Linked DNA regions of Mus musculus: region 1 is linked to region 2. Evidence: chromatin loops called from intact Hi-C (ENCODE). Cell type or tissue: left cerebral cortex. All regions are shown on one strand. Each heading gives the region's core, and the rest is flanking DNA. Links, peaks and the distances in the headings are about the cores only. Region 1 holds the start of Fkbp1a (FK506 binding protein 1a). Region 2 holds the start of Snph (syntaphilin).

Evidence for each region. A loop is a pair of places that touch in the nucleus more often than their neighbours do. Peaks named below come from ENCODE experiments on the same cell type or tissue, not always from the same donor. Only the 100,000 strongest peaks of a DNase experiment are listed, where the experiment ranks them.
Region 1: a loop joins it to region 2, with 5 times the contacts of the local background. A loop is called at or near these places in 1 of 42 quality-filtered maps.

Annotation. Positions count from the first base shown.
Region 1 is chr2:151,536,855-151,546,640 of GRCm38, reverse strand. It overlaps Fkbp1a (FK506 binding protein 1a), which reads right to left and starts at 4,158. Exons shown (of 5, transcript NM_008019.3): 1 at 3,897-4,158; 2 at 3,776-3,823. The coding sequence starts at 3,933. Gm14167 (predicted gene 14167) reads left to right here and starts at 4,170. Exons shown (of 3, transcript NR_166213.1): 1 at 4,170-4,388; 2 at 5,037-5,218; 3 at 5,756-5,915. In left cerebral cortex, for the core only: a CTCF peak has its summit at 4,126; DNase peaks (open chromatin) are centred at 2,916 and 4,123; H3K4me3 peaks cover 2,181 bases; H3K27ac peaks cover 1,893 bases.
Region 2 is chr2:151,626,926-151,636,711 of GRCm38, reverse strand. It overlaps Snph (syntaphilin), which reads left to right and starts at 4,119. Exons shown (of 6, transcript NM_198214.3): 1 at 4,119-4,256; 2 at 4,458-4,564. Gm46786 (a long non-coding RNA gene) reads right to left here and starts at 1,833. Exons shown (of 3, transcript XR_001783621.2): 1 at 1,527-1,833; 2 at 851-1,160; 3 at 82-251. In left cerebral cortex, for the core only: a CTCF peak has its summit at 4,473; DNase peaks (open chromatin) are centred at 4,074, 4,403 and 5,072; H3K4me3 peaks cover 1,807 bases; H3K27ac peaks cover 1,692 bases.

The DNA of each region.
Region 1 (9,786 bases), core at 2,883-5,382, 90 kb after region 2:
CATACCAAGTTCCCTTAGCCCCACTGCCCAAAACCACTCTTTCACACAATCCACTCCAGCTCCTGGGCCTTGCATAAGAACTTTCCCTCGAGATGGCCTTGAAGCCCACTACCAAACTTGCTGTGCATGCTGCTGGAGGTGGGTGACACTTATCAGGACTTTTCCAACGGTCTCCATTAAAAGTAAACTCCTCCTTCCCCATCCCTCTCTGCTTTACTCTCTCTATTGTGCCTCTCACTATCTGACATGTCGCACTGTCAAGCTGGTCCCCCTCTTGAGCTAAACCCTACTAGATCAGGTCTTCCTCTAGTCAGTTTACTAGCCACTTGTGCCTGGTTTGTTGCTGTACAAAGGAGAAAACAAACAAAAACCCCAAACAACAACAACAACAACAACAACAACAAAACATTGTCACAACTACCCATACAGCTCAGCCTATTTTGTGACAGACACTACACACTAGAAAAAATACCACCTGAGGCATTTCTTAAATATGAGCTTCCCTCCAGACATCAGGTCACCAACTAAGGAACAGCAGAGAAGAGGGACGAAAACTAAAGAAAAATTCAAAGTCATGGGCCAGCCCTGGCCTGGGAGCTTTGACTGCCCTAGGCAGACTGGAGATGATGCCAAGGGACTCTTAGCTTCTCCATCAGACACCAAGAGGCTATGTAAGACTTAAGCACAATCCCAAGGACAAGATGTCTAGCTATATTTTAAGAGGAAAAAAAAAAAAAAAAAGAATTCCTTCAGTCCACTTGAGACTGCTCTGACAGTGGCAAGCATGTGGCCTGCTGTGGCCTTGTGAAAAGGGATATGCACTAGGATAAGCGGCACAGCAACCAGGAGGCAGCCTTTGAGGATTTATTGTATGGTTTACTGACCTATCTCCTCCCTCAGGCCTCAGGCAAGGCTTGTCACACCCCTCAGAAAATCACTAGATATTCTCAGTGGCACTCAGAGGTCTTCTTCAAGCCTGCACTTACGCTGGGTTCTGGCAGAGGTCACAGAAAACTCCAGAGAAAGGCTTAGCAGTGGCACAAAGTCAGTCATTATTGGCATCTAAAACACCCTTGAAGTTGAGGCTTGGAGATGGAGCTCAGAGTTGAAACGTTTGGCTAGTACCTGTAAGGTCCTGGGGTTCATCCCTGGCATGCAGGGTGCGGGGCTGAGGGGCTGGTCACCTTACTTCCTTTGCTGTTTCTCTGGACCCAGTCTAAATAGCAGAAATGGACACTTGGCTAAAACTCACATGACCAAGAATTATTAACCCAACTCAAGCCTCAGTCATTCATATCCTTCCTCTGTCACTCAGGCAAACAACCTGAGCCAGACATTCAAAGGGAACAGAAACACTGAGCACGGACATGAAGCCTTCCCCCACCCACCAGCCAGAAGCATAGATCTCAGCATAGAAAAATGAGGCAAGCAGAGAGAAAGCCAGAGATAAGAGATAGGAGCTCTCTCCTCCCTTCCTGGGACTCCACTGGCTCCCCATCTTTGAAGACCCTCTTCCTCTAGTCTCTGGCACAATGTTCTCCTCTCATCACAATCGCTCTGAGATAAGTCTATTCCCAGCAACTCAAAAGCCTTAATGCTGCGGACATGATCTCATAGCTAATCTACCCCCTTCTCTCACGCCCCCACAGGTCTCAAACAGGTTCTTCCTGGGAGGCTGGTGGCAAAGACTGGGGAACAAAGCCACCCGCCCTCACAACAGCCTATTCTGTGATCGTGAGGCACAGCTGGCTTCTCACTAAGGCGTCTTTGTGGAGTTTATCAAAATGAAATAAAAAAGAAAGCTTTTGTTCTACTGTGTGCCAGGGTCCTGCTGTCATTCTGGGAACGTGTGGGTGGGCACTGCCTGCATGGAGAACAGACTTGAAGAGGCATTAGGAGTTCTGGGTCCCATAGTCATCTGGTTTGGGAGGGGGGGTGATTTTTTTATTTTTTATTTTTTTAAGGAAAAGGCTCCAGACACTTTATAGGAACAGTTCACCACGAAGCATAGTAAACTGTTTCTGCCTACACGCCGGTACCTGGCTTTCAGCAGCAGTGAAGCATAGGCAGGCAAGGATGATGGGCAGCCTGGGACGTACACAGATATAACCAGGCACTGTGGTAGGGCTGCCACAAACCAAGCTAAAGAGGGCTGTAGGAAGGCAGGGAACTGCCCACGTGCCCACATTCTCAACCTGTGGGTTGCAACTCCATCGGGGGTCCAAAGACCCTTTCACAAGGGTTGCCTAAGACCACTGAAAACAGATATTTACACTATGATCCATAACAATAGCAAAATTAGTTAGTTATGAACCAGCAACGAAAATAATCTCACAGTGGGGGGGGGGTCACAAATGAGGAACTCTATTAAAACTGCCTTAAACACATGTTTGTTTTTTAAAAAGCAACAGCATCCTTTTTCAACTTGCTTTCAGAGGTGACTAAACGGATGACTGTTCCTCTATTAGCCCTCCCAAACTAAGGTGCTGATTGGTCTTACCACAACAGCTACTGCGATTTGGTCCATGAGAAGAGTCTGTTCTTGCCAAGATGTATTTCAATATTCCTTCCATTGGCAGCTTTTTAAAGGTCCTAGTCCTTAACTTCTGCCATCTCCTGCCCGCTTCTCTACTCAAGAAGTCATAGAAGTAAGGGGGCACAGAGAGGAGGATGTGAGCGGGCTGTCTTGTCTTCCCTTCCCTGTAAGTCATTTCCCTCAAGATCGGGATCCTCCCCTGATTAGGGAGAGAAAGGCAACTTGAGCCAGAACAGCTTGGCCAGATCAGGCAGGAAAAAAAAAAAAAGGTGGGGGTGGTGACAGTGGAGGGGAGCAGGGAGAAGCAGACGAAACAGAGGAAGGATGGGGAGGGGGACAAAGGAAAGGGTGGGAAAGGGAAGGAGGGGGAGGGAAGCCGATTCATATCAGCTGTGGCTACACCACTCTGCCTAGCTATGAAGGCACAGTCAGCTCCCCCTCCCCCTCCCCAACCCAGGAAGACCTTGTAAGGGCATGGAGTAAAAAATGGTCCCAGGGCCAGCAGTCTTGATGCTTCAATTCTGGCTGAGTATGCGCGTCTTTAAAATCTCCTTTGACTTAGTTACTGTGCACTGCATTCACGACCCCCCAGTTTCCTTTATCTTTAAAAATGGGGGTGAGAAAGTCTCTACTCCCAGAAAGGGGAAAGGAAAATGTTATGGTATACATCCTTTGGTCTGGAAATCACTGCCATGGAGGCTGAGATTTGCAAGTGGGTCAAAGAGAAATAGACATTGCATTATCTATTTCTGAGAGGGCACGTGAAGCCACAATAATGACTTCGCAAGTGGGTCGTTTCCCACCCGCCCCAGAAAGGTGAATTCAAGGGTTTCCCTGGGAAAGGGTGGCTGGGCAGACTAGGAATTTTCTCCCCTTCTATCTACTGAAGGAAGAATCCCGACGCACGAAGAAGGCATCAAGCCATCGGGGTTCAGAAACGGTTCAAATCTTCCCGAAGGGTCCCTGGCCGGGAGCGTGTGACCTCCGCCAGGCGATGAGTTCGCCCCAGCCTCAGTTTCTACGGTTGGACAGTAGGCTCCCTGCGGCATCCGGGGCCGCACACCGTTCAGGGCGGACGAGACTGCGCCAACCCCATGTCCCGTTCGGCGCGGCGGGCCCAGCCTGTCCCTCGGGGCATGGCCACCGCCCAGGCCTCGGCCGCCGGCCACGCGGCCACCACGCCCCGACTCCCCAGCCGCCGCCCCTCCCGCCCGGCCCCACCCGGCCGGTCCGACTCACCCGTGTAGTGCACCACGCAGGTCTGGCCGCGCTTTGGGAAGGTGCGCCCTGAGGAGAGACAAGACTGCAGGTGAGTGGCTGCGAGCGGCGGCCGGGAAACGGGCGGCGGGTGTCTACTCACCGTCTCCAGGAGAGATGGTCTCCACCTGCACTCCCATGGCGGCGGCGGCGGCGGCGGCGTTGGCGGAGGAGGAGGAAAAGGACGCGGGTGGCGGCGCGACGGGCGGCGTGGAGCCGGAGCGGACCTGGCGGCGGTTCAGAGGTTCGGCTTCGTCCCTCTCGTGGCTCCTGCGCACGCGCACCGCACCGCACGGCACGCCCCGCCCTATTTGCGCGAGGCGCTCACATCCCTGAAGCGGGGCAGCTAGGCGGAGGGACCGGAAGTCCGGAGGCCACAGACCCCCGGATGCAGCTGCGGCGGAAGGCGCGTCCTGTTGGCTACTCCCGGTTTTCCTCTGCGTTTCTCCGCCTCGGAGACGCCGCAGTAATAACGGGCCCACCAGCTACTGACGAGCTCACTCAGAGATGCTTTACTTGCGCACACCTAACTAATTGCCCTGTAAGGACGATAGCTGTGAGTAGGCCTTGTACCTGTGGAACCAAGGAAACGTCTGTAAGTGGCCCTAGGTTCCGAGCTCCTTCTTGGAAGAGTCAGTATTAACACTAGCCTGCGTGAAAGCCCACTCTTCCACGAATACGTATATATTAAATATATGGAAATAGAGAGGGGAGTGGTGGCGCACGACTTTAATCCCAGCCCTGGTGTAGTCTACAGAGCGAGTTCCAGAGCAGCAAGGGAAGATAACCCCTGTCTCAAACAAACAAAAAGAAAAAAGTCATATATGTATGTATGGGGCTCTTGTGAGTTTTGCTTGAATACCTTCAGTACTTTAAAGAATAAAAACTTAATGGGCTGGAAAGATGGCTCGGGTGTTAAAAGCACTGGCTGCTCTTCCTGAGTTCAATTCCCACACCCACACGGCAGTTCACAACTATCTGTTACCTCCAGTTCCAGGGAATCATATACTCGGTGTACAGATGGATACATAGACAGAACACTCATTCACATAAAATAAAACTGCCAGGGTTGCTGGTGCAGACCTGTAACCCCAGTGCTGAGGATAGGAACACAGTCAGTCTAGCCTATTCAGTGAGCTCCAGGCCAGTGAGAAACCTTGTATTAAAAGAGGTAGACAGAGACCATAGAGACCACGTTCCCAAAGACCACGTGTCCAGCTGAACCAATCTGCCTCCATCTTAGGCTGAATTCAGAAATTCAGAAGCTGGATCCTGCCCTCTGGCCCTCTGGGACTGAGGAATTGTACCTTAGGGGTGCACACCTTGGAGAAAGCACACACCTCCAGTTTGTTGGACAGCAGGATCAAAAACCAACCCACCAACACCTTAAAAACATATGTATTTATTTTATGGAGGCATCCTCTGGTAAGTCATAGAAACTTTTAATGTTTTTTTTTTTGGTGACATCTGGTTTCTGGTTCTGTCAGATCCCAATCTAGGGACTATAAACTGCTCCAGAGGCGATCTACACCACAACAGCTCCACAAACAAAACCAAAAAGTCCTGGACTTGCTGAAAGTTGATATAAATCAGTCTAGTCGATGTGATACTTCCTGTCTCTTCATCTGGGTCAGCAAACCAGCTTCGGATGAATACCTCACTACCCTAGCCCACCCTGGCCTTTGGGTAATACCCCAGCCTTACTGGGCTCTAACAGTGGCATCCTAATTTTTGCAGGAAGTAGGTTTAGAGGAGAATACATCTCTTGTTCTCAACAAAGGGTCGGAATATTAGGTCTAATGGAACTAACTCCCTGGCAAAGGAGACAAAATAAGTACTTAAAGAACTTATTGGCATACCAAGATTATGTGGCCTTAAAATATTGGTTTTATCTATGCTAACCAAACAGGTATAATTTATGATTTCATCATTTGATATGCTCCAAATTTTGTTTTCACCCAGATAAAGAATGCTAAGACCTTACCAAAGATTTCACAGGGACACAGAAGACAAGCAGGGAATGAAGATCCAGCCTGCAACCATCTTAGGCTTAAAAGCCATCTTATCATAAAGACAAAGGAGGTCCATTCCTATTTATGATTAAACTTCTGTTTTTCAAGGATTGGGCTATGACTCACCTGTAATCTTAACTACAAATAGTTCAGTACTGCCTGTTCCAGGAATGGCAGTCATGTCTTTGTTTCAAAGAATTGTTTATAACCATCTTGTTTCAAAAGATTATATGACCACCTTGTTATGACTATGACTACCTTGTTACTCCCATCTTGCAACCATGTCTTTGTTTCAAGAGATCATGAGGGCTGACTTGTTTGCTCTGGTCCTATAACTCCACATATTTTGCCCATCAAATCCCCCATCTGGAAATTCCCTACCCCTGAGCTATGAAAGCCTTATTTTTCCTCACATCCAATCTCAAACTCTGCCTTGGGGAGAGGCAGCCTTTATAAACAAACAAAAAAGCCTGCTTTAATTCTCCTCCCATCTTTTGGATTAACACAACCTCCACACATAGGCATACACACAAATTTGCACGTACATATGTACTCACACAATAAATATAAAAGAGTTTCAACTATATTTCACAGTATCTAAATCTAGATGATCCTTCATTTCATTCTGAGAAAGCTCTCCTTTTGCTAGTTTGAATTGGACTTTCTGCTACTTACAGCTAATAGATTCTTGGCTTATATAATATCCCAACTCATAGATCTTGACCTTGAAGGCCACCCTTGCTGGTCTTTCAGCTGCTTGAAGGTATAGGTAATGACTACAGGGAACTGCTGTAACATGCCCCAGAATCATCTGTTAGAACCCCCAGAATCCTGTGCTAGTGTGACGTGTGGCCAGACAATCTGTAGTTCTAAACATTCAAAAGCAATACTCAAATCAGTTGGTTTTGGGTGTCTAAATATTGTGGTCAGAGCCAGGTGGTGGTGTACACCTTTAATCCCAGGACTCCAGAGGCAGAAGCAGGCCCGTGCCAGTCTAGTCTACAGAGCAAGTTCCAGGAGAGCCAGGGCTGCACAGAGAAAGCCTGCCTCAAAACAAAACAAAAAAAGAAGAAGGAAGAGAGAAGATTTATTTGGGCTTGCAGCACCAGAGAATTTCTATCTCCATGGCAAAAAAAGGAGCATGTAGCAGACAGAGGCTGTTTACTTACAATGGACCAGGAAACAGGGAATGAAGCAGGGACCAGGGGCTGTATGTAATCTTTATAGGCCCACTTCTAGTGAACTATCAGTTAGCTGTAAGCTATGGAATCTTTCAGCTCCATATCTTCCACAATATTGCCCCCAGCTGTGGAATAAGCATATAAAGTAGGAACATTTCACACTCAAGTTCACCAAACCACGGCAATCCTGTTGGCCTGGGAACCACATTTGGAAAACACACAAGTATAGAGGAATTGCCAACACCTGAAATGAGGACGCTTGAAATTTTAGTGATCTGAGGTTGATTCAGAGGAGAGGACAGAGGCTAAGTGAAAATGATGCATGCTAGTAAGTTCTATGAGTTCCACAGGAAAGGTAATTTCCACTTGCAGCTCCCAAAGGGAAAGCATCGAACTTCTATAACTGACATTCTCAGATAACTTCTAAAAATGTCTGCCATGTTTTCCCTTTTCTGTTGTCCCCAGGCAGAACTCAGAGGTCTTACTAAGTCCTGTGTGATCTAGCTCTATTTGGCAAAACAGAAAAGACTTACCTCCCTGTCCTGGTTTGCATTCTATTGCTGTGAAAAAATACTGTGACCAAAAGCAACTTGGAGAGGAAAGAGTTTATTTCATCTTAACAGTCCACGTGTCAAAGGCATGACACAGTGACAGTTGGCTACTACTGAAGGAAGTGTCAGAGCAGGGACTCTAGGCAAAAACCTGGAAGCCAAGGCCATGGAGAAACGCTGCTTACTGGCTTTCTCTCCATGGATTGTTCAGCTTGCTTTGTTACACAACCCGGTACCACCTACCTGGGGATGGCACTGCCTATATTGGGCTGATCCCTCCCACGTTTTCTCAGTTGTAGTTTCTTCTTCCCAAGTAATGCTAGCTGTGTTGAATAGAGAAAAAACAACCATCACATTTCCCCATGCATGCTCTTGATTCTCTAATTCTGTACACCTATGAGAGTCAAGTGTTGGAGTCTCCTGGGCTTATACTAACAGAGAATGTTCTGATCTGCTATTCCCCTTGGCTCTTTAAATATCAGAAAATTTTGGTTCTGTGTAGCTCTGAGTTATATTTCTCAAGGGCTTATAGGGCTGAAGAAAAAGCTTTACTACCCAAGAGCTCGGAGACTATACTGGAAATTGTGATTACTGTGGTCACAAATGGGGGACTCATGGTCCCAAGTTACAAAGCACTGTGACCAAGAAACAAGATAAGAAACTCAACTGCCTGGAAGGTCACTGAGGTCTTCAAGCTCCAGCAAGAAGAGAGGCAGCTGGGCAAGAAGTGCAACAAGGGCTGGAGAAGTATCTCAGTGATAGAATGCTTAGCTAAATGTGCAACACTCCCCCACCTCCCCCATCCCCGCCAAAACATTGCAAATCAGCATTTGGGGTTTTAGAGGTTTTGTATATGCAAATCATAAAATCTTAATCCAGATTCCAGATTTAGGGTAAAAGGAATCAATTCTAGAAGGGCCTGTTACTCTTGTTCTTTGCCAGGTTTCTTGTAGACAAGTCTACCCACTATGTAGCCAAGAATGACCTTGAAATTATAATCCTCCTGCCTCCATCTTCCAAGCACTGGGATTACAGGAATTTCTGTAATGGTGCTGGGGATAGAATCCAGAGCCTCATGCATACTAGGCAAGCAATCTACTAACAACTCTACCCCCAGCCCAAGGCTGTGTTATTCTTAACAGTTTCTTAGAAGGCAGTGTTATATTGAAAACACATTTTGCTTGCTCATGATTCCATTTGTCCTTTAGCCATCTTCTCAGTGAACACAGGGAGTCTGTGAGAGACATAAAACTCAAGAGTCCCTTCATGAAAATAGGGCATTCTCTCCCTGAGAGTCCAGTGTCTGTGGAAAGGTTGGATCCTTGAAGTTTCCGTGTGTACAGGTCACAGATCATTTCTACTTCCTGGAGGAGGTTTTGTACAGAAGACCCAAGACTGACTTCTCTAAGTTTCATACTCTGGCGCTAGCCATGTAGGTGGTAGGAATAAGACATCTGTTCACTGTGAGTCCTGGTCCCTAGCATCTAGTAGACTTGGAGTGGAATGTCATCTCAGCACATGATGGACTTCCTGGAAGTTCCCAAGCCTGAGGTAGGCACTCTCCATTGTCAGTAGACCCTCCAATGGTCCAGGGTCATTTTCACTCCAGCTTCTTAGTGGAGAATGGAACAAAAAGCTCAGACTTCCCATTCTTAGGGCTCTGTCCCTGTTTTCCAGGATTGCTCCCCTCCAATGTTTGTGAATTAAGGTCTGTAATGCCCAGAAAGTTTGGCAGAGAAGCAGAAGAAAGGACATCATCCATATTTTACGACTCCATAGCTGAATGTCTAGAATAACAGTCCAGTGGGCTGAGCACACTTAAGAAGTATACCCATTGTGTGACTACTTGAACACAGGTTTATTTTTCTGTCTTAGAACCCTCGGAGCCAAGGTGCTCCTTTATGGCAGGTGGGTACTACACTGTATGTGACTAGTCAAGTTTCTAGGCTGCCTTTGAGTTTGTAGTCTTTAGCATGTGGCTGCCATGAACATTCTGTTGTGATCTGGGTTTGAGGACAAAAAGAAAGGTAGCTTAAGTTTTTCCTGGCCAGGCCTGGAATGATACCAGTTCTTCCATTAGCCACCCAGCCGTGTTCAACTGCAAGGGAGGCTGGGAGGTGTGCCCAGCAAGGAGAGGGAACCAGAGTTGGGTGGTCACGTAGTAGCCTCTATTTTGGTAGATGTGTTTTGAAATCCTCCTCAACTTGACTTTTATAGGGAACTTCAAGATTGTATGAACAATCTTCAAC
Region 2 (9,786 bases), core at 2,941-5,440:
TATCTTCCTATCTGCAAGTGTCTTACTTAGGGTTTTACTGATGTGAACAGACACCACGACCAAGACAACTCTTATAAGGACAACATTTAATTGGGGCTGGCTTACAGGCTCAGAGGTTCATTCCATTATCATCAAGGTGGGAGTGTGGCAGCATCCAGGCCGCCATAGTGCAGGAGGAGCTGAGAGTTCTATATCTTCATCTGAAGGCTGCTAGCAGAATACTGACTTCCTGTGCCTTTTGTCTTTATTCCCTTTTTTTAAAAAAAATATTTATTTATTTACATCCCAAATGTGCCCCCCCCCAGTCCTCCCCTCCCAGAGTTCTTTACCCCATTGCCCCTCCCCATCACCTCTGAAACGGTGACCCATCCCCAGACACCCCCCTTCTCTGGGGCATCAAGTATTACAGGATTAGGTGTATTGTCTCCCACTGGGGCCAGACAAGGCAGGCAGTCCTCTGCTACATATGTGCCTGGGGCCTTGGATCAGCCCCAAGCAAGGCTTTCAATGATGCTCTTAGCTTCCCTTTCTTTCAGAATGTCCTTGTTTTACTTTCACTCTTGAGAAATGTTACAATCTGGTTGACAACTCTTTTACCCATTTATTAAGTTTGTTCTGCTTTCTTTTACCCTCTATTGTTTATGACGAGAAATCCCAATTATGCAAAACATTCCTATAGAATTAATATATCTTTTCCTCTTCCCTTTTAAGATTGTTTTCTTGGTTTGGTGCTTATTAGTGCAGAAAAGTATTGCATATATCATGGTCATTATTAAGGATTCATCAGAAAGCTACAGCTGAGAGCTGTGTTGCTCTATTCTGCCCTGCTGCCAGCTTCCCACACATGTACCTGGAGCTAAGGGTGGGACCATCAAGGGGCAAAAGCCAGCAGGTGTTCGCCTCCTTCAGGACCACACCTACTCCGATGGAGTAACTCCTCTTCCACCTGCCATTTCCTGCTGTTCCAACAGCCACTGCAGCGTTGCCTGAGAACGGAACTGTGAGAAAATGGAGAAGGATCTGAAAAGAAAAATGATTCCCCCACACATACTGAGCATCAGATGCCTCCTCTCCTGGATCTCGAGGCAGAGCGGAAAGGGTTGTTTGGAAGATTTCTCGTGCTGGTTCCCAGTTTCAGAGTTTGCTGGCTGAAGCCCAGGCTGGAAGAGATCCAAGGGGAAAAAAACCAAAAAGCTAAGTTCTGCCATCCCAGTGACTTAAACCTTGACGGCCTTCTTTAGTTAGCCCTGTTTATGGTTTCCCTTAAGAATGCTCACATAGCTCCCACGTGTATGTATTTTGTTCAAATTTTCTTGCTGCATTCAGTGAGAGCAAGGTGCTTGCCCAGAACTGGAATAAAAACTGGTTTTGAAACTGAAAAAAAAAAAATCTAAATGTAATGTTTCCTAATTAGTGCAAAATAAAATTACTGATTTCTTTGGAATAATTTTATCTTGTTTTATGTTTGTGACCCTCATTTGTTGCAATTTCCCTTATTCCTAAACACTGATTCTCTTCTCAATCACCTGCTTTCTGAGGCTCAGGAGAATTCTTTACTGACTGACACCATTCCAGATGGGAGTAGTGTGGGTGGAAGAGCTCTCTTGCTTTGGGGACATTGTTAGTGGAGACTTCTGGGAAATGTAGTCTTTTAAATAACCAGGGGAAAAAAAAAACCAGGAAGACGATATGGAGATAGATCACAGTCTTAGAAATTCTCTCCCCATAAACATGCAGTGATTACATGGTATTGTTTAAGTAAGAAGACGTTACTTGTTTAATTAAGGCAGATAAAGCATGCCATCACTAGTTCTCTGGTGTAGTATTAGGGGGTTTTTGTTGTTATTGTTTGTCCTGTCTTTTTTTTTTTTTTAATCTCCCATGACCTTTTCAATTCCAGTGTACTGTTCTTGCTACCACTGCTCTTTTTATATTTCTGCATAGTGTATATAATATAATGATGGCCTTTAGGCAAGAGAATTAAATTTAACTGGAGATTTAATAGAGAGAAGGTGTAACAAATGCCCCCCCCCATAGCCATTTACTACTTTAAAAAATAGAAAAGAAAGAAAGAAACCCTGGTAGATTTAATAAAAATGCACTATAGAAAAAGATTTGACTTATAAGAAATAGAAAAAATTAAAATAATGCTTTTTTGGGTAGGTATTATGAATATTTACAAAGCTACTTTTGAAATAGCAGGCCAATAGTGCAGAGACTTAATGTAAATTAATGAAGTTGCTTTGCTAATTCTGTTGGAAAACTCAGCATGGGTAGAGAGTAGAGGCACCAAGTTCAGTCCAGGCCAGCATTTATTGATCATCTTCCATGTGCTAGCTTCAGTCCTAGGCACTAAAGATATAGCAAGAGGAAAATGTTCTTTCCCTCACAATGTGTACATTCTAAGGGAGGTGATGTAGATTATCACAGGTAGTAACTAACTGTCTTTTTTCAGTTACAGATAATTAAAACAGCAAAACTCAGACATAAATGCATGAGGGAGGGCATTGCTGGGGAGGTGGCTCAGCCACTCCAGTGCCTTCCAGTGAGCATGGGAATCTAAACAGCCAGGTAAAGAAGCCAGGCAGGGCCACACTAGTGTAGTGAATCAGGGAGTGAGCTCCAGCCAGGCTCATTGAGAGACCTTGTCTCAAAAACGAAAGTGGTGAGTGGTTTTAAAAAGGACCTCTGGTGTACATACATATACCCACCCATCCACACAACCTCTGGTGTGCACACACACCCACACACATACAAGCTCCGGGGTACACACCTACACCCACACAAACACACGTTTATGTGTACATACAGCAAGAACAAGCGACTGAAGGAAGAGGAGGTCGGTGCGCTCTGTAGGTTGACTGGAAAAGGTCTATTACTTTTCTCAGGACCTTGACCAAATCTCTGACAGAAGGAAACTTTAAAAGGGAAGGACTATTTTGGCTGTAGTTTGAGGGAAATATAGTTTATCATGTCAGAGGAGACATGGCAGAAAGCTTATGGTCGCGTTGTGTCCTCAGTCAGGAAGCAAAGCGATGAATGTTCCTACGCAATGAGTTTTCTCTTTTCACCCTATCCAGTCCGGGCCCTAGCTCACGTCCAAAGTGGGCCTTTCTTCTTTCCTTAGGGAAATCTCTTTGCAAACACCCTCACAGACATATTCAAACATATGTTTCCGAGTCGACTGTAAATTCAGTCAAGTTGACAATGGCAGATGACCTCCCTGAGATAGCAGTGTCTGAGCAGAGACTTTGAGGAGTCCAAGGAGCAAACTGGACGTCTCGGTTGTTCCAAACCCATGAACTAGCAAATAAAAGCTGGGGGTAGAGGCCCAGCAAGGAAGAATTTAAGAGCAAAAGAGCAAAATGAGTGGCGGGCAAAGTCATGTGAGAGGACACCAGCGAGTTGAGCTAGAATAAGAGCAAGACAGCAAGGTGAAAACTTCCCAGAAGGTAGTGAGCAAAGGCCCAGCTGACCAGAAAGGGCTGCTTCAAGAAGGGAGCCCCTTCCTACTGCACCCAGTGGGGCAGGCAAGAAACCAGGCCAGCAAGTTAACTTATGGCGGCCAGAAATGGGAGCGCTAGAAATCCAGCTTCCTGGACTTTGTGGTCCCTTGAGCCCTTTGATGTCAGGTAAAAGGCAGGAGACAAACCCACAATAAGGATTAATTCGCTTTTTATTGCCCAACTTTCCAGCTTACTGTTTTAATACTGCAAAGGATAACATTTCTTAAATACCTTCGGGATTTTAAGATTTTTTTTTTTTTTTTAAGGCAAGAGCTGTTCGCATTAAATAACTCCTGACATTCACAAATTGGTTTAGGGGGTCAAAAATGTTTCTAAAGGCGTCCAGATAATACTACTACTTAATGTGTGCCAAGGGGTGAGATACTGAGGCCCAGAAGCTGAAGGGATAGATACCCTTTGAAGTCCTTCCCATCCCCCACCTCTGAGCAACAGCTAGTTGGAGGTAATAAAGGACCCCATGCATGCTTGTTGATGTCTTGGCTCCAGGGCTCTCAGAGCGAAACCAACTATCTCTTTAAGAAGGAAAGTGAAGACGGGAGGCTTACGCAGCTGCCGGCGAGCTGCCGACTGGCTCATCCCCCTCCATCCACCTCTCCTTCCCCGCCCTCCACCTCTCCCTCCCCGCAGCCCCAGCCCCAGCAAGCACCCGCTAGCCACCTTCAGCTGGGGCTCGGGAGAGCAATCCGGCTGCCCTCCTGGGGGCAGCCCAAACCATGGAAGCCTTCGCAGGTGATGACAAGGACCCCGGGGACCTCCGGGCCCACCGCCCAGCCTCACCCGCCGCACCCAGGAGTGCAACTGCGGGGGTGCGGGGCGCCGGCCAAGCACAGGAGCTGCCCTAGCCCGCGGCGGGCAGCGTGTCCTCCGAGCTTGCGGGCTGCGGCCACCGGCGCTCACCCGCCTCTGTCTCTCTCTTCCCCACCGCCGCAGGTTGCTGATCACCGCCAGGCGGCTGCTGCAGCGACTGCAGAGGCGCTGCGCCAAGCGGCGCGGGAGTCGTGCGAGCCGGCCGGACTGCGGAGGGCGAGTGGACCCAGGTGAGGAGGCCACGGCGGAGCGGGAGGGGGCCTCCGTGGCTCCGCGGCCGCCAGGGTCAGTTTGAGACCGCTTGCGGTGGCGCGATCCCGCAGAGGTACCAGGCGAGGAGGGGATTAACGTGACTCATCCCTAGCCTCCCTCCATTCCCCCACATCCTCGTAAGCACCCCTCTCCCTAGCGTGAAATTTACTAATTAATTAGAGGATGCTGTTTTCAGTAGGGAAGACGCCCAAGGTCTTTGACATCTAGTAGATGGGTTTTAGGGAACTAACCCCTCGCCCTTCTTGTTTGTTTTTCTCTTCTGGCATTCTGCAAACATGTGAGCTTCTCTTTGGAACCGCACAGCACACCCACCACAAGGTCAAGTGCCTGTGACTGCCTTCCTATCTTGCCCACTGATAAACATCAGAGCCTTACAGTAGATCTGGCAGAATTTCCCATGATCCCTAGAGTGAGAAATTTGCCTCAGTCTCCCTGGAGCTTCCAGGGTATCTGTTGTTTTCTCTTTCCACTCCCTAGCAGGGAGCCAGACGGCTTGCAACACCTGCCAGCCTCTAAACTCCCCACATTCCCTTGCTTCAACGCTGCAGGGGTGGCGAGGCTGGTCACATGCTGCTTGTTGCCTTGGCCTTCTCTGCCCACCTGGGGGTACTTGGGTGGGCTGGAGGAGTTTCCCAGAAAATGCTGGTCTCTGCAAGTCAAGGGGTGTAAGGAAGTGAGATAGGCTGAGGTTCTGGGCCTTAACTTGCTGGTTGGCTCCAAGTAGCCATCTTACTATTTTCTGGGGTGTGGGTGTCTGTTTGCTTGTCTGTTCAGTGCAGAGGCTGGGCTAGATGATCCGTACAATTTTAATATATCACTTGAGTGTGGCTTCAATAACTCTGGAGACTTGTCCATTAAAACCATTTAAGGTTCGGACCTTGAAATAATTGAGGTCCCCTTGGCCATTCTCTTTTGACTCTGGACTTCCTGAGTGGAATGTTGACCTTCTGGGTCTCACAACACTGGAAGCATCAGAGGATTCTATGGTAATATCCCTGCCCTGACAAGTTACTTACCTTCCCTCATTTGTGAACCTGGGAGATGGTACCGGCCTCAGAGTTCTAAGGGTGAGATGAGATTCATATGAAAGCTCTTGAGATAACGGCTTGACACACACAGTAGGTTTTCAAGGATTCAGAATTTGAAGGCAAATTAGGAGAGAGAGGAGTTCATGTTTGCCCCACCAGACTCTTCCAGAGCAACCAGAAGATGAGAACATTTCCGTCGCAAGAGCTAAGACAGTTCTAGCAAATGACAGTTGCCTGCAGTCATGTATAATCCAGCCATGAGCTTGGAAGACCCTGTCATCCATAGGTGGCATCCCATGGGAACAGAAGCACATGAGTCTTGAGTGCTGGCAGAGAGCAGGAGCCAGGATCACAGATCTCAATCTTTGCCTTCCCTGCACAATCTCTTCTGAGACCGAAGCAAGAGAGTCAAGTTCTGGGGCCCACATTTCCTATTCTCTGTTTCCTTCCTTCTTGTCATTTTCAGCCGACTGACCAGCCATCCTGTCTAGCTCTAGTTTATTCCAGCAACATAAAGGAGGCTCCCAACAGCGTGGGGTGGAGTTTTTGCCGCAGCACCAGTTAGGTCAAAAGAGTGGGATGCCCCCTCCCATCCCTTCTGTCCTAAATCCCTGCTGGACTGTGAGCTCCCTCTGGCAGAGGCCCAGTCTTTGCTTCTCTGTCTCCAGCCTCTGGCCCATGACAAGGCATAAAGTAGGTGCTTAATAAGTGTTGAGTTAAATACATTTGAGAAAATGATACCTCCAAACAAGCTATGTTGGGAAAACAAAAAACAAAAAACAAAAAACAAAAAACCTGTGGTGAGTTGGCTTTCAAAGGTCAGATGGTGCACCGGTGTGGGTTGCCATTATATGGAGATTAATAATATTCAGATTAGTATATATTGAGATTACTAGTAATTATTCATGCAATATACTCGTGATTAGAGAGAATTGGGAAGAGTGATTCCAACCATCACTGTGTGAGGGAGGGAAGCTGCACAGGAGAGCTAACCAGGCTAATACAGAAAGCAGTAGAAGGTTAGAAGACCAAGGTCCCAGACTCCGTCCAAGTGCCACCTCACTGTGTGACCTTGGACTTGATTTTTTTTAGCAATTGTTCATCTCCATCTGTATACTGAGAAGAGTGGACTAGACGATCCCTGAGCTCCTGGTTCTGAAATTCCATTAAGAGGACTTTAAAAAAAAAAGGATGACTATCTATTATTCCTAATATCAGTTATGGAATGCCAGAGCGCTGTAGGGGATCCTTATTGTCTCTGCTAGAAAGGGAAGAAACAGGAGCTTGGAGAGATACAGGACATGCCTAGGGATGCCCAGGAAGAAGTGGTGGTCTATGTGGCTCGGAAGCCTTGTCTCTTTCACATATCCTGCCACCTCCCACCTACCCCCTGCTATAGCATGTGTGTGGCATGCGTGTGTGGCATGCGTGTGTGTGTGTGCCCTTGCACACAGGCATGGAGTTCAGAGCCAGGAAAGCTGTGAAGGATCGATCATGAGGGCAGATCAGGCATCTCCCCAGGATGACTGCTGCAAAGGACGTGCTGGGCTGAACTGAGAGGAGTGTGTGAGTCAGGGCTGCAGAGCATTTGCCGTGAGCTCTGTGTAGCTGACGGATGGAGGGTTCCCCTTTCTCAAGGAGAACGGCTGGGTCTGAGTGACAGCCATGACAAATGTGCCTTCTAGGTGCTCCCTGTGCAATAGCCCAACATGGTTTCAATTATTTACTGCTCAGACCATCCTAATGTGTAGGCTCCATACATCATTTTACCCGTTTTGCAGTGAGGATGCCAGGCAGAGAGGCTGAGAGTGTTGCCCAGCACTGGACAACTAAAATAATATAGAACCTGGCAAGTATGGAGCTGAGGACACATCGGCTTGGGAGTCAAGGAACTGTTTTTAGTTTGAGCCCTCCCTTAGACTGGGTCACCTTGGGTAAGCCAGTCTCCCTCTGAGAGACAGTGTCCCCACCGCTCAAACAGACTGAATGTGCTGTTTGGCTCTGAGTCTAAATGTGACCCTATTCCAGCACAGGGTAGAGGGATTCTCGGTCCTTTTGAACAGGGCTCAGTGTTTGTTATCATTCATTAGCTAGGCTCTGGGCCAAGTGCATGGTTATGGGAAAGAGCTAGAGCCAATCCTGCGTTTCAGGAAGCCCAGTATGCAGGTATGAAAAGATGTCTAGGAGGGATACTGATAAACATTATAATCTGGGGGCAGAGAAAGAGAAGGAGAATCAAGAAGACCTAGAAAACTGATGTCATTAGCATCTTTAAATCCTATGTTAAGTTAATGATAGTAAGATTCTTTCTGGTCTCAGCAGTGTTAGAGGCCTGTGCGTTCTCTTCCCCAGCAGCTAGAAGGTAGCAAGAGTCTGAAGGACCACCTACAATCACTCTGTAACCATGTTCAGTTGAATTATACAGTTGTCCCAAGTGGATCAGACTCTTTCCTGTCCTTAGAGGCTTCTAGAAGCAGGATCTGCTAAGTTTGGTTTTGTTTTTGTGAGATAGGGTCTCAAGCTGGCCTCGAGCTCAGAACCATCTTGCTTCTCCCTCCTACATTCTGGGATTATAGGTGCATGCCACCACACTTGGAAGAAGTGTGACTTTTCTGTTGTTACAGTCTGTCATGTGTACCTGGAAGACACTCTATGTAGTGTCTGTGACTATCGGAAGACTCAAAGCCTTCCCTTCAGACAGTTCTCAGTGTCTCGTACATGAGGAAGAACCACTTACCTTGAGAAGTTGAGTCATTGTTCAAGATTTCTCAAAAGGGCAGGGGCCAGAACCATCCAATAAGAACACACATTTCTGAGTCATGTGGGCTCTTTCTGTGTCTAGGCCACCCAGGCCCTAGGGGTGGGCAGCTGGTGCTCGGTGCTGGTGACACTGAGCCAAGAGTCCTTGCAGAGGGAAGTCTGTGTTCCCAGGCTGCTCTACATCTCTTAATGGATGGGATATTTATGAAGTGTTTGTCACATGCCCAGCACTGTCCTCTGAATTGAGATGCTGAGCCAACCCTAAAGAAGTGTCTAGGAGGCAGCCTGATACAGTGGAAAGAGCCAGCTTTAGGAATCTAAATAGCTGAGACCCTGCCTATACCCTGCTGGCCATCCGATGCCAGGCCTGAGGTCAGACCTCTTATTTCTCCATACCTGCAGAGTAAGAGTCAGAGGTTAGCCAGGCAATGGTGGTGCATGCTTTTAATCCCAGCACTTGAGGCAGTGGCAGGGGGATCTCTGGGTTCAAGGCCAGCCTGGTAAACACAGAGAAAGCCTGTCATTCACACACACACACACACATACACACACACATACACACACACACACACACACACACACACACACACAGAGAGAGAGAGAGAGAGAGAGAGAGAGAGAGAGAAGCAGTCAGAGGTGAAGATGGACAAGGGCCCTTCAAGCTCTGATGAGCTAAGGACTTCACAACTGTTTTCTCCTGTGACCACTTTGGGGCAGGGATGGGGGGAGGTGGGGTGGATAGGGACCAGGTACCTGTAACTTGAGGAAGACTCAGATAATGTAACAAGAGGCAGGAACAAATGCTCTGTGGATTTGCTTGAGGGATAATGTTGGGGAATGGCTCCATTCAAAGCCACCTCTTGAAAGATAGAATGCTCCAGATATAGATAGATGGGTTCCTGTGTGTTTGGGTTTGGGTCAGGAGGAGCCTGCTGTCATACGGGGACAGGCTGGCTACGTAGACTTGTGTTCACAAAAGTCTGCACCTTTGGGAGTCTAGCCTAGCTTGGCCAGCTTTTTATTTTGCCAGATAAGGACATTTCAGATGATACTCAGCGTTCTGTTTACTATCATATTGTAAGAGAAGATCCTCTGATCCCAGGCTCTAGTACCAGAAAGATACCGCTCAACCCGAGTATGTTTTGCTTTTTAAAAACCTCACTGTAGCCTGGAGACGTAGCTCAGAGTGGAGCACTTGCCCACTGTGCACAAATCCATGGAATCCTTCTTTAGCACCACAGATGATGATGATGGTGATGGAGTGGTGATGGTGATGGTGAAGAAAGTACATTTTATAATTATTTTATTTTTGTATGGCTATTTTGTCTGCATGTGTGTCTGCACTGTGGTGCATGCCTGGTGTCCACAGAAGCCAGAAGAGAGCATTAGAT